Linked DNA regions of Mus musculus: all the other regions are linked to region 4. A link is a loop called in an ENCODE intact Hi-C map of the cell type or tissue named here. Cell type or tissue: left cerebral cortex. All regions are shown on one strand.

What was found. Hi-C counts contacts between places; a loop is a spot of excess contacts. Peaks named below come from ENCODE experiments on the same cell type or tissue, not always from the same donor. Only the 100,000 strongest peaks of a DNase experiment are listed, where the experiment ranks them.
Region 1: it touches region 4 in a loop (8-fold over the local background); 2 of 42 quality-filtered maps call a loop at or near these places.
Region 2: it touches region 4 in a loop (3-fold over the local background); 2 of 42 quality-filtered maps call a loop at or near these places.
Region 3: it touches region 4 in a loop (9-fold over the local background); 2 of 42 quality-filtered maps call a loop at or near these places.

What each region holds. Positions count from the first base shown.
Region 1 is chr13:95,909,820-95,912,319 of GRCm38, reverse strand. No RefSeq gene overlaps it. Among named protein-coding and RNA genes, the nearest start is that of Gm24032, 14 kb to the right of the region's middle. In left cerebral cortex, no CTCF peak of the experiment used is centred here; DNase peaks (open chromatin) are centred at 1,275, 1,822 and 2,008; H3K27ac peaks cover 2,323 bases.
Region 2 is chr13:95,891,018-95,893,517 of GRCm38, reverse strand. It overlaps Iqgap2 (IQ motif containing GTPase activating protein 2), which reads left to right and starts at 1,596. Exons shown (of 36, transcript NM_027711.1): 1 at 1,596-1,854. The coding sequence starts at 1,809. In left cerebral cortex, CTCF peaks have their summits at 1,428 (motif pointing right) and 2,150; DNase peaks (open chromatin) are centred at 999, 1,411, 2,158 and 2,498; H3K4me3 peaks cover 1,662 bases; H3K27ac peaks cover 1,267 bases.
Region 3 is chr13:95,958,814-95,961,313 of GRCm38, reverse strand. Sv2c (synaptic vesicle glycoprotein 2c) reads left to right here. Exons shown (of 13, transcript NM_029210.1): 13 at 1-1,871. The coding sequence ends at 34. Among named protein-coding and RNA genes, the nearest start is that of Gm24032, 63 kb to the right of the region's middle. In left cerebral cortex, no CTCF peak of the experiment used is centred here; a DNase peak (open chromatin) is centred at 1,182; H3K4me3 peaks cover 433 bases; H3K27ac peaks cover 283 bases.
Region 4 is chr13:95,818,729-95,821,228 of GRCm38, reverse strand. All of the region lies in intron 2 of Iqgap2 (IQ motif containing GTPase activating protein 2), which reads left to right. Among named protein-coding and RNA genes, the nearest start is that of Gm32702, 56 kb to the right of the region's middle. In left cerebral cortex, no CTCF peak of the experiment used is centred here; a DNase peak (open chromatin) is centred at 956; H3K27ac peaks cover 1,630 bases.

The DNA of each region.
Region 1 (2,500 bases), 91 kb before region 4:
ACGGTGGAGAGAACTGCAGCTTGCAGGGTGCTGTGACTTGTCATACTGCTGCCAGAGAATTGCTGCTCCAACCTACCAGGCTTAACCCTGTCCCACCTGATGTCACAGTGTGTCAAGATGGAAGGCACCTGCCCCATTCTGGAGAGAGAAAAGGCTCTATATCTGGGATGGCACCCCCAGGTTGCCTTGTTGGTAGGAGTTTCCGTGGAGCCAGCAAGAAGACATGCGTTTGATACCCAGAACCCGTGTGAGAAGGCCCACAGTGGTGAGGTACATTTGTAGTTCCAGTCCTGGGGAAATGGAGACCGGTCAATCCCTGGGGCTTAATGACCAGCCAGCCTGGCATACTGAGTGAGCTCCTGGCTAATGAGAGACCCTGTTTCAGAAACTAAGGGACAGCTAGCTCTTGAGAACTAACACCTGATGTTGACCTGTGCTGTCCACATACATTTATGCACATATGTGCAAGAGCACTCCCCCCACCACAACAAAATAGTCTCTTGAGACAGACCAGTGCATTTATTTCATATGCAATTTCTAGCTACTCTGCCCTCCTTGTTACTTTGCTAACTTGTTTCGTTGTTGTTTTGTTTTGTTTTTTGCTTGTTTACCTTGCTGGGGATTTGATCCAGTGCCTTGCTTATGGTGGCAAGTGCTTGCCCACTGAGCCATACCTGTAGCCCCTTAAGAGCTTTGTCTGTGTTACATCGCTAATGTTAACAGAACTGGCTTGATGGGGCCAAGGACTTATGCAGGGTCACAGTAGCAAAGCCATTTTACCCAGATTATCTGGTAGAGCATTATCACTAAGATGGATAGCCAGTGCCGGAGGGATGCGGCTCCCAAAGTCACTCTTGGGCTTGGAGGTGTACCCTGAAGGGATGTGTGAAGATGGAAGAGCCAGTGTGCCAGCTCCTGAGTCGATCCTGCCACTCATCCATCCCTCAAGCAAACATCCAGTGCTTTGCTGTGCAGCAAGGCAGCTCAAGACGCTAGAAATCCGATGTAGTCCTGTCTGGACCAAGGCTGGGTGGGTTGCCATTATGCAGAAAATAGACCATTTCAAATGACAAATTCAGAAAGCTTTTCCTGATGGATCTAATTTTATCTTTGTGGTTAAAAACTCCCAGCAGTGGGTTTTGCAAGAAAGATCCTTCCCGCTGCAACCTCTGACCCTTCCTTGACAAACAGTTGTACAGTATTAACCCTTTCCTGGGGCCTTTGAGAACCCACCAGACCTTGCTTCAGTGACACCATATGTCCTTAGCTGATGTGTAGCGGGCACACCACACTTGGTGAAAATCATCTCCGTTATGTAATTTCCCTATAGAATCAAAATCTTCACACTTACGCAGATCATCGATTTTATTTTTGAGCATTGAACTGCATGCTCTGTTTTTCTGTCTCTGCTCCCTTCCGCCCTGTCTCTGTAGGGTGACAGATTGGGTCCGGGATATTTTGAGTTCGGCTGGTCAAATCTCATACTCCTGGAAACACAGGCAACCTAGAGATGTTAGTCAGGGATGCTGTAAGCTGTAAGGGACCAATTTCTTCCACTCTTTTTCCTCCTTCCACTTCTCCTCCCTCCTTTCTCTCTCCCTTCTTTCTCTTTTCTCTCTCCCCGCTCCCCTTTAGTCCCATCCCTTCTCTCCCCCTGCCCCATTAGAGATTATGGTAAAATTTTTCAGAATTCATACAGTAACTTCCGGGTCAACAGAGGACTCTGGGGCGGGGTGTTCAGAGTAAGAATACAGCAGCAGTCCCCGGTGACGTGGGTTGAGCGGGCAAACTGGCAGAGAACTGGTCCCAGAGTTGCAAGATTTCCGCCTGGCAACCTTGTCCCTGCCCCCCCTCCAGCTTTGTTTGACCTTGAAGCAGTACCTGCAGGGCAAAGGAAGAGTTGGATGTTTCCCGAAGCAGCGCCAGGCATTTGGCCAGCCTGGAGCTCTATTGATTTCCCCTGGTGACTCTGGTAGTCTCCTCACATGCTAGAGAACCAGTCATGGCTGGCCAGGCCCTGGAAGGAGGCCTGGTGAAGCCTTACGTCCTGAGGGCAATTTATCAGAAGTGAATGCCAGGTAGGAAAACGACCTCTGACTTTGGGGTATGAACACTCCCATCACTCCAACAAGTACTGGTTGGAATTTGGGGCTTGTCTCACCCTCGAGAAGTGACAGGGACATCCTCAGGTTGACCTTGCTGGCAAACACAAATTCATTGAAAGCCAAAAATCTCCTTCAGTCTGGTTCTTTCTCCTCCCTCCCTCCTTCCCTCCCTCCCTCCCTCCCTCCCTCCCTCCCTCCCTTCCTGCCTCCCTCCCTCTCTGCCTTCCTTCCTAGTTTGCCTTGAATTTAATCCTCCTGCTTCAGCGTCCTGGGTGCTGGGATTCCAAATGAGCACCAGCACACCCAGCCCCACATTACCTAAAAGCTCTCAGAAAACTCCGAGTAAATGAGCACACACGGCCTGGTGGTCGCTCCAGCACTGGATTAAGTAGGTG
Region 2 (2,500 bases), 72 kb before region 4:
TGCCTGTCTCTTAGGATAGGATGTTCTCCACCCAACTCTTGCCTATTTTCAAACTCCACCTGACACCACACTTTGAAATCATACCACCTTCTCAGGCCATTGTGGTTTACAGCGATTTCCTCCCACCTCTCCTCACATAGACCATCTACTTCTTGAGGCCCTGCATCCTGGTGTTCATCCTGAGAACTGATGTGTGAGGAGTTCATCTTTGATGCACAGAATACGCAGTGCGTTTTAGAGTCCAACATGGCGTCTCTGAGACATGGAAGAAGCCTGGCTGACAGGCTGGTCACAGGATGAGTATTGCTGACCTGTGGCCATAGCATTAGAAGCATCTACTTTTGTGGGGAGGAAAATCCCTTTCATCCCATTCCAACAGGGTGAGAATCCAATGTCTCTAGGGGTGGGGGTGGGGAATCCTCTCGCTCTCATCTGATGAGACTTCCCTCTTCCTGTGCACCTAACTCATAGGCTGGCACAACTTCAGCTTCACTGACCACTTGTGAGAAACGCAAGTTCATGAGCCTCAACTCAGACCAACGGAACTGGAGGCGGGGCGGGGTCCAAGAGTCTGAATTTCAAGTTTCAAGAGTTCATTGTGTCTCCCAGAAAGCAGCTGGCTGCTCTCTGTAGATTTGCTTAATTAAAGGTGACTAGTGTCGCTAGACCACCTTTCTTCGGCTAAATCATCTCTTATGACCCTCTCTTTTGATGATTTTTTTTCAGTCATGTGATCACCCACATGCCCCACGTTTGTGAAAAAGCAGTGGCCCATGTTTGGGGGGGGGGGGCTCCCACATTCCTCCAGGCTCCAAGCAACCGCATGAAAACCGTGCTTTTAAAACAGCTACTTGTGGTTTCTGTCTCAAAAGCTGAGCCGGAAAGGGGTTTGTGGTTGTGCGACCCCGGCTGGGCCTGAGCGACAGTTTTGCACATTGGGGGCGGGCTGGCAGAGGGGTGGGCGGATGACTGGCAGTTGTGTTCTGAGTGTTGTTTGGAGGCTGTTAATCTTGCTCCTGCAGCCCGCGCACGAGCTCACCCTTACCGTTTCTTGTCAAGAAAGGGGAATCCTGTGTCTCGTAAGCCAAAAGTCATAAACAACTTTCGTTTATACCCCTAAATGCGAGAAGCAGGCGCTCGCGGGGCTCGGGGGTGGGGTGGGGAGGTGAGTGTGTGAGGGTTGTCCCCGTGCAATCTCTCTAGAGGAAAAGGAACTGCAATGTTTGTCTCTCAGTCACTGAGCAACACCCAGGCGAACTGGGTGCCTGTGGTCTGCTGTGGTTTTTCTTGCTCTTCCCTGCGCTGGTTCACTTCCACCCTCCGGATGCTCCAAGTCGCCCTCCATCTGTGCGCTGGGCTCCAGCTGCAGGGGTCCAGGGTGCCTCTCAGCCCCTTCCTCTCGCGGGAGGCGGGTCCTCGCAACCGGGCGCTGCGCTGTGCGGCCAGTAGGGGTCGCTGCACGGCGGCGCGCTCCCACCGCGGTGAATAACGGGGCCGGGCGGGAGGAGAAAGGAAACCTGCTGGGGGAGGCGGTACGGCCCGCGGGCGGGCGGGCGGGCGGGCGGGCGAACGAGCGAGCGAGCGAGGGAGGAGATAGTTCACTTTTGCCCCGGTGTCAGCGAGACGCGGCCGCCGCAGGCGCGAGTGAAGGAGCACCGAGGGAGCGGAGCGGTCAGCTCCGAGAAGCCGGGCGAGGGCAGCCCAGAGGTGGGATCGGAGCGCGCCCGCCGGGCGCGGAGCCCGCGAGCCTGGCCAGCGAGGGAAACCACGGGGGGCGCTCCCCGGGAGGGCCCCCAGAGCAGCGCAGGATGCCGCACGAAGAGCTGCCGTCGTTGCAACGGCCCCGCTACGGCTGTGAGTGTTCGGGCTCCCGTTGATCTCGGGGCGCCCCTCTCCCTGGGACGGCGTTGGGGAGGCCGAGGGGCTTGAGGGCGCGCTGCGGAGGGCAGCGGCTGGCAAAGTTGAGAATTGGAATTGCAAAGGAGCAGGGCGCGGATTTCCAAGCCCCTTTCTTCCAAATTCCTAATTGCAGCTTCCAGCTAAGTCCCTCCACCTCGCAAGCCTCAGCAGCTCTGGTGCAGATCAGGTTGTGGTTTAGGGGTATCAGGTGAGGAGCCCGCCTTGCTTTGGGCGCTGCCGGCTCGAGCCAGAGGGTGGCGTAGGGGATCCGATGCTTCCCACCCAAAAGGGGCGGAAAGTTTGTTTGCTGTCGCTACAGGTGGGCAGCGCAGCTCCTGTGCCCGCGCGCTCTGCGAGAGGTGAAGGCACTTTCCTGGAAGGGCAGGCTTCTCCTACTAGTCTCTTTTGGGCCTCACCTGAGCAGCTAGAGCCACTTAGGCCCCACAGGTGTGAGGCCCTTCCAGCCAAGGCCTCCAGGGACACGTACCGCCCCCAGCCACTTTCCCGGTGGCTCTCCCCGCCCCCGATCTCCTGCGCGGGAGGATTTCTGTAAGGACAGACTCTGAGCCGGTCTGATTGAAAGTGACGGTGTCGGTTACCC
Region 3 (2,500 bases), 140 kb before region 4:
CCTGCCCGACACACGAACCCAGGTTCTGATGTGACGTGACAAAAGCCATTCCCTTCCTCCCACCGTGGGTCGGTCGTATTGCCTGACTCAAAGCTTCAGAGTTTTAATGTATAGAAAGGTGGCCAAGTATCAGAACACAAACTTTTGCTGTGATGTAACGTGTAGCTGCGTATTGTCTTACCCCGCCAGTGTGATTTGCAGGGTTTCCCGCCCCCCCTCCCCCCGTGCACTGTTAGCTTTTCCTAACTGTGATGTTCCTGCTTCTCAGTGCCCAGTGGAAGTGTTCCTAAAATGTCTCAGTTGACCAGGCTTCCCCAAGGACTACATTCACCAAGAATCTAAAAAGTCTGTGCTGGTGTAAGAAATAGACCCTGCTGGCGACGCTCTACTAACAGGAAGTTTAAATTGGCATAATTTTGTGCTGAGGAAAGGGATTTCTTTTTCTTCTTTTTTCTTTCTCTCTTTCTTTCTCTCTCTTTCTTTCTTTCTTTCTTTCTTTCTTTCTTTCTTTCTTTCTTTCTTTCTTTCTTTCTTTCTTTCTTTCTTTCTTTCTTTCTTTCTTTCTTTCTTTCTTTCTTTTTCTCATACCGAGTGATACTTCCTGTTTTCTTAGAAAAAAGACAGCCTGCCAGCCACTCTAGCTGTTACAGCAGGGGGTTTCAAGACAATTGTGTGACACCAAGCACTTCTGGGCGGGGCTCTTTTGGGCAGGATGATTAGGGTGGTTTTGTTAACAAGAAAAGTTTAAAGTCTATCCCCACTTGGCAACGAAACCCTACCTGAGCAGCACAAGGCAGATTTTTAGATAGAAATTGGAATTCACAACCAAAGCCATTTGGGAAACACAGACGGGAGCCTCTCTTGTACGGTCCCTTGCGGGTCAACACCACCCACCCTCCTTTGATCAACTGTCCACTGTTACATTTTTAGCCCAAATCTCCACATCAGGTCATGTCCCTCCAGTGTCCCCAGGCTGTGGGCTCCTAGCCTTGTCTCTGGACAGTTTTTGAGCCTGCCTGCTCTCCCCAGCAACCCTCCGGCAGGCAGGACAGCATTTCCTGGTGGGTGAATATCTGTTTTACCTCTGGAATCTTCCTGAGCATGGAAGGAGGGAGGGGTCAGCAGGACGTTCCCACGGGCCAGCTGTCAGCTAAAGGACCTTCGAGTCTCTTGCCCGGTGCCCCTCCCCCAGGCCCATCCTTTTACGCGTCTTTGAAATCTGAAGCCTCCTTGTAGATTTGCAGCCTGTGATAGCAACCATCGTAAGGCCTGTGTTTAAACAGCATTCTTTGTTTAACTGCCTCTGTCTTGTTGGAGGGGGAATCCTCTTTGCTTATTTTACGCTTTTCTTGCATGACCACAGCCCCGGGCCTTCCAGAAAAAAGGAAACTTCTGTTCCCAAGAATCTGTTCAGAGATGGCCCTGCTCCCTGGAGTCCCCTCTGCCTTGCCTCCCTTCCCCTCACATGTTCCCTGATCCCTCCTGGAGCTGAAATTCTGTGAAAAGCTCTTTGATTAACATAAACCATTAATCCACTGCCCCCATTAAGTAATGCAGGCGTGGTGGAGGGGGCAGCCTTGAGTTAAGATGGGAAGCTGCAGAGAGAAAGTGGTTCCCTGCAGATAACCTGAGTACTCAGAGCCTGGACATCCAGGCTATGAGAGCCAGAGCTGCAGAGCTGACCAGGGAATCTTCGAAGCATCATTGATTGATTTGAAAGACACCAATGAGGCAGGGCCAGAACAGAACTCGCTTCTGTTTCTCATCCCTGGGAAACAAATCTGTGTTTCAAAAACCTAAGGAGTATCTATTTTTTTTTCCATGCAGGCTCATTTCTCTCTCCTATTTGCACCATGGTTGTTTTCTTTTTGAAAAAAACATGTTTGAGGCCCAGAGCAGACCTTTTGGTTGAATGTGGCATGCAACAAAATTGCTGCAAAAGTAAGATATGAATCCCTATCTTCCCATTCAAAACAAACAAACAAACAAACAAACAAGCAAACAAACCATACAAATCAAAGGCATTGCTTTCTCTACTCTGGCCTGCTGTGGTAGTGATCTTACTGGATAGTCTTTACTCTCAAATTGTCTCTGCTCCCTGATTTAGCTACAAGTACATTCCAAACTGCAAGACACAGTCATTCAGAATTTTATCTGGACACTGGGTTGGGCCAGCATGGGATGACCCAACAGAACCCTTCTTTATAAGACCATCTGTCCCCTTCAGAAAAACCATTTCTGTCAACTACCCCAAGCTTCCCAGGTGGCCCAAGAGGGATCTCTTCTATAACCTCCTGGACAATCAGTGGTCACAAGCCTTCTTGGTTGCCGTCTTGCCCACTCCCCACACATTTCCCTCAGCCTCTTCACTGTGTGTAACCTTTCCTTTCCACGACAGGGTTCTTGTTGCTTCTCAAATACATGCTGTGGCTTGTTCAGGTATAATTAGAGGTTAAGATCCAACCATGAGATTCGACAGAAGCCCCAGTTATGAGTGTCA
Region 4 (2,500 bases):
GCCCCGAAATGCACTGAAGCGGTTTAGAAAAGCCCTCTGGGATCGCAGGGGTCATAGCCATGCCCACTCTCACTGATTACATTGCCTCTGTTATCCATCAGTTTTTCTTGACCTTTATAAAGCTCAAAAGCTCGTCATTTTGTGTGTCCTTCCTCTTCTCGCTACCGAGCCTGCGAGATCCACCCCTGTTGTTGCAGGAATCGTATAGTAGTCTACTGTTTACTGTCACTGGCCTTCTGAGCAGTGCCGGGACTGGAACCTGGGACCTTCTGCCTGTCAAGCATGCTGCACTACTGAGGAACAATTTTTCCTGGCCTTCCTTCTTTTATGTTATTTCCCCCCCTCTTCTTTTTGATCCTGAATGACATGACAGGTCAAAATTCCAAAGTGATTTTGGTTGACTTGTGTTGTTTCCGGTCATGTGAGGCTATTATAAGTTGTATGTGGTAAGTGCTCGCATGTTTACCTGTGCTTGTGCATGTGTGTCAGGGAGGGATTGAACCCAGGCCTACATCCTAGTAGGCAGGCCCTTGTCCCATGGAGCTATAAGTCCAATACGTAAAACTTTCATCAAGAAAGAAACCCATGTAGTCTTGTTTTCTGGACCCTACTCCTGTGTTTGTGGCTGTTTCTTAGACTGAGAGGTAGCCTTTTGTAGGAAAGTGGTTTTTTTTTTGCTGGTTAAGATGACCTTTCGCCGCCTTTCTCCCCTTCCTCTCCTTCCTCTCCTGTGTGTATGTTTTGAAAGAATAGTTTTCCTTGAGAAATTTTGAATTAATTAAGCTATGGTTTTCATAAGAATCATCCTGGCTCTCATCTCTCCTTTCCCTGTCACCCCCACGGCCACATGCGCTCGGTGTACACACCACACGCTTGCTCGGCTCTGCACCACCCACCTTCCAGATGAGTCACACTGAAGTGGGGTTTGCTAATCCGGTAGCGGGGGACATTTCTCTGCTCCTGACACACACTTGGGGAGAGGAGAGTCCTGTAGGCAGCCCACTTGATGTTTTCAATGGATGCTTCCGACTGGAGGGCTGGGTGGAAATCTCCAGTCAGGCTAGGCAGTGGTTTCCATTCAAATGGAATTTACCTTATGCAGCCTCTCAGCTCCTTGGCTTCCCTGGAGAAAGACTCAGCGGAGCCTGCCAGCATTGGAAAGAACTGATTTTTAGTGTGCAGCAAGATTGAAGATGATTCACTAAGACAAATCAGGCCCACTGCTGAAGTAGCTCACAATATAAGCCCGTCTGGGCATTTGCACAGAGAAGGGTGACCGGTGGCTTGTGGAAGGTGACTTTGTAGCTGTGTGATGTCCCTGAGTAGCCATCACCAGTTTTCCGGTTTCCCCTCATCTACCACTAATCCTCCTAAAGTGATCCACAAGTAATGCCTTCAATGTAAAAATAACGTGTTTGCAGTGCCTCCAGAGAATACTGGGACTGGTGGGTCCTGGGGTAGGCAGAGAAGGAGAGAAAGATCTGATATGATTGCATAAAACCTTAAAGTACCTCTGAAATGAGGCAGCCTGGTCAAGATGAGGCCTAAGGCAGAACTGTGGTCTTAGACAAAGCCGTTCTTCTTGCTGCTGTTACCGCAAGTGGTAGTGATGTCCTTTCTCAGGTTGTCAGCTGATTACTACTGAACACTCACGTTGACTTTCAAACACAACAGTTCCGTTGTAAAACTACCATGGCATCTGCGTGGTAGCATATCTTTAAGGAAACCAATTTACATGAGGGTGGTAGTACCACAGGCCAAGTACTCTTAGACATCTTGCTTTTGATATACAAGTTTGAAGGTATATTTCTTAGCACCTCTGAAGAGGAAGTCCTGTAAAATGAGGATTCTGTTTAAACTATGTCGCCTTAGAGATTCCTACAATTTCTTTGTTTAAGACCTTGAGTTTATCGCTTGGAAACTTTCGGTGACATGCTTGCATGTTTACACAAGAACAAGCATGAATAGTGTGTCCTTTCAAATGGCCTCATCTTGTCTCTTTTATTCCTGGAAGGCAGGTTTCTCCTTGGGTCTTGTCCTTGCTGTGGTGTATGTCATGGCCATGTGGTCATGGGAGGCCAATTGGTGTCATTGTGGCTGCTTCTGGTACGGCTCCTCCCTAACTGCATGTGTGTGCTCATTCTCTGCTAAGTCGTGAGCAGGTGGTACTCATGTATTTAGGAATCAGTGTATTACATGTATATGCATATGTGTGGCCAGGAATTTGAGGGAGAGCCAGAGGGTGCATGGGAGGGGTTGGAAGGAGGAGAGAGAAAGAGGAAAATGATATAATTTTAATTTCAAAATTTTAAAATTCTTGTAAAAAGAAATGGACTTGACAATTCCAATAAAATAAAACAAAAAAAGAGGGAAGAAATGAGACATCTCATTATAATAAATATGATTTTAAAATGAGGATGCTTTTGTTCTCAGACTAAATGAAAATACGGAGCAACGCAACGGTATGGGCTGGTCTGTGATTTGTGCCAAGCAGAGCTGG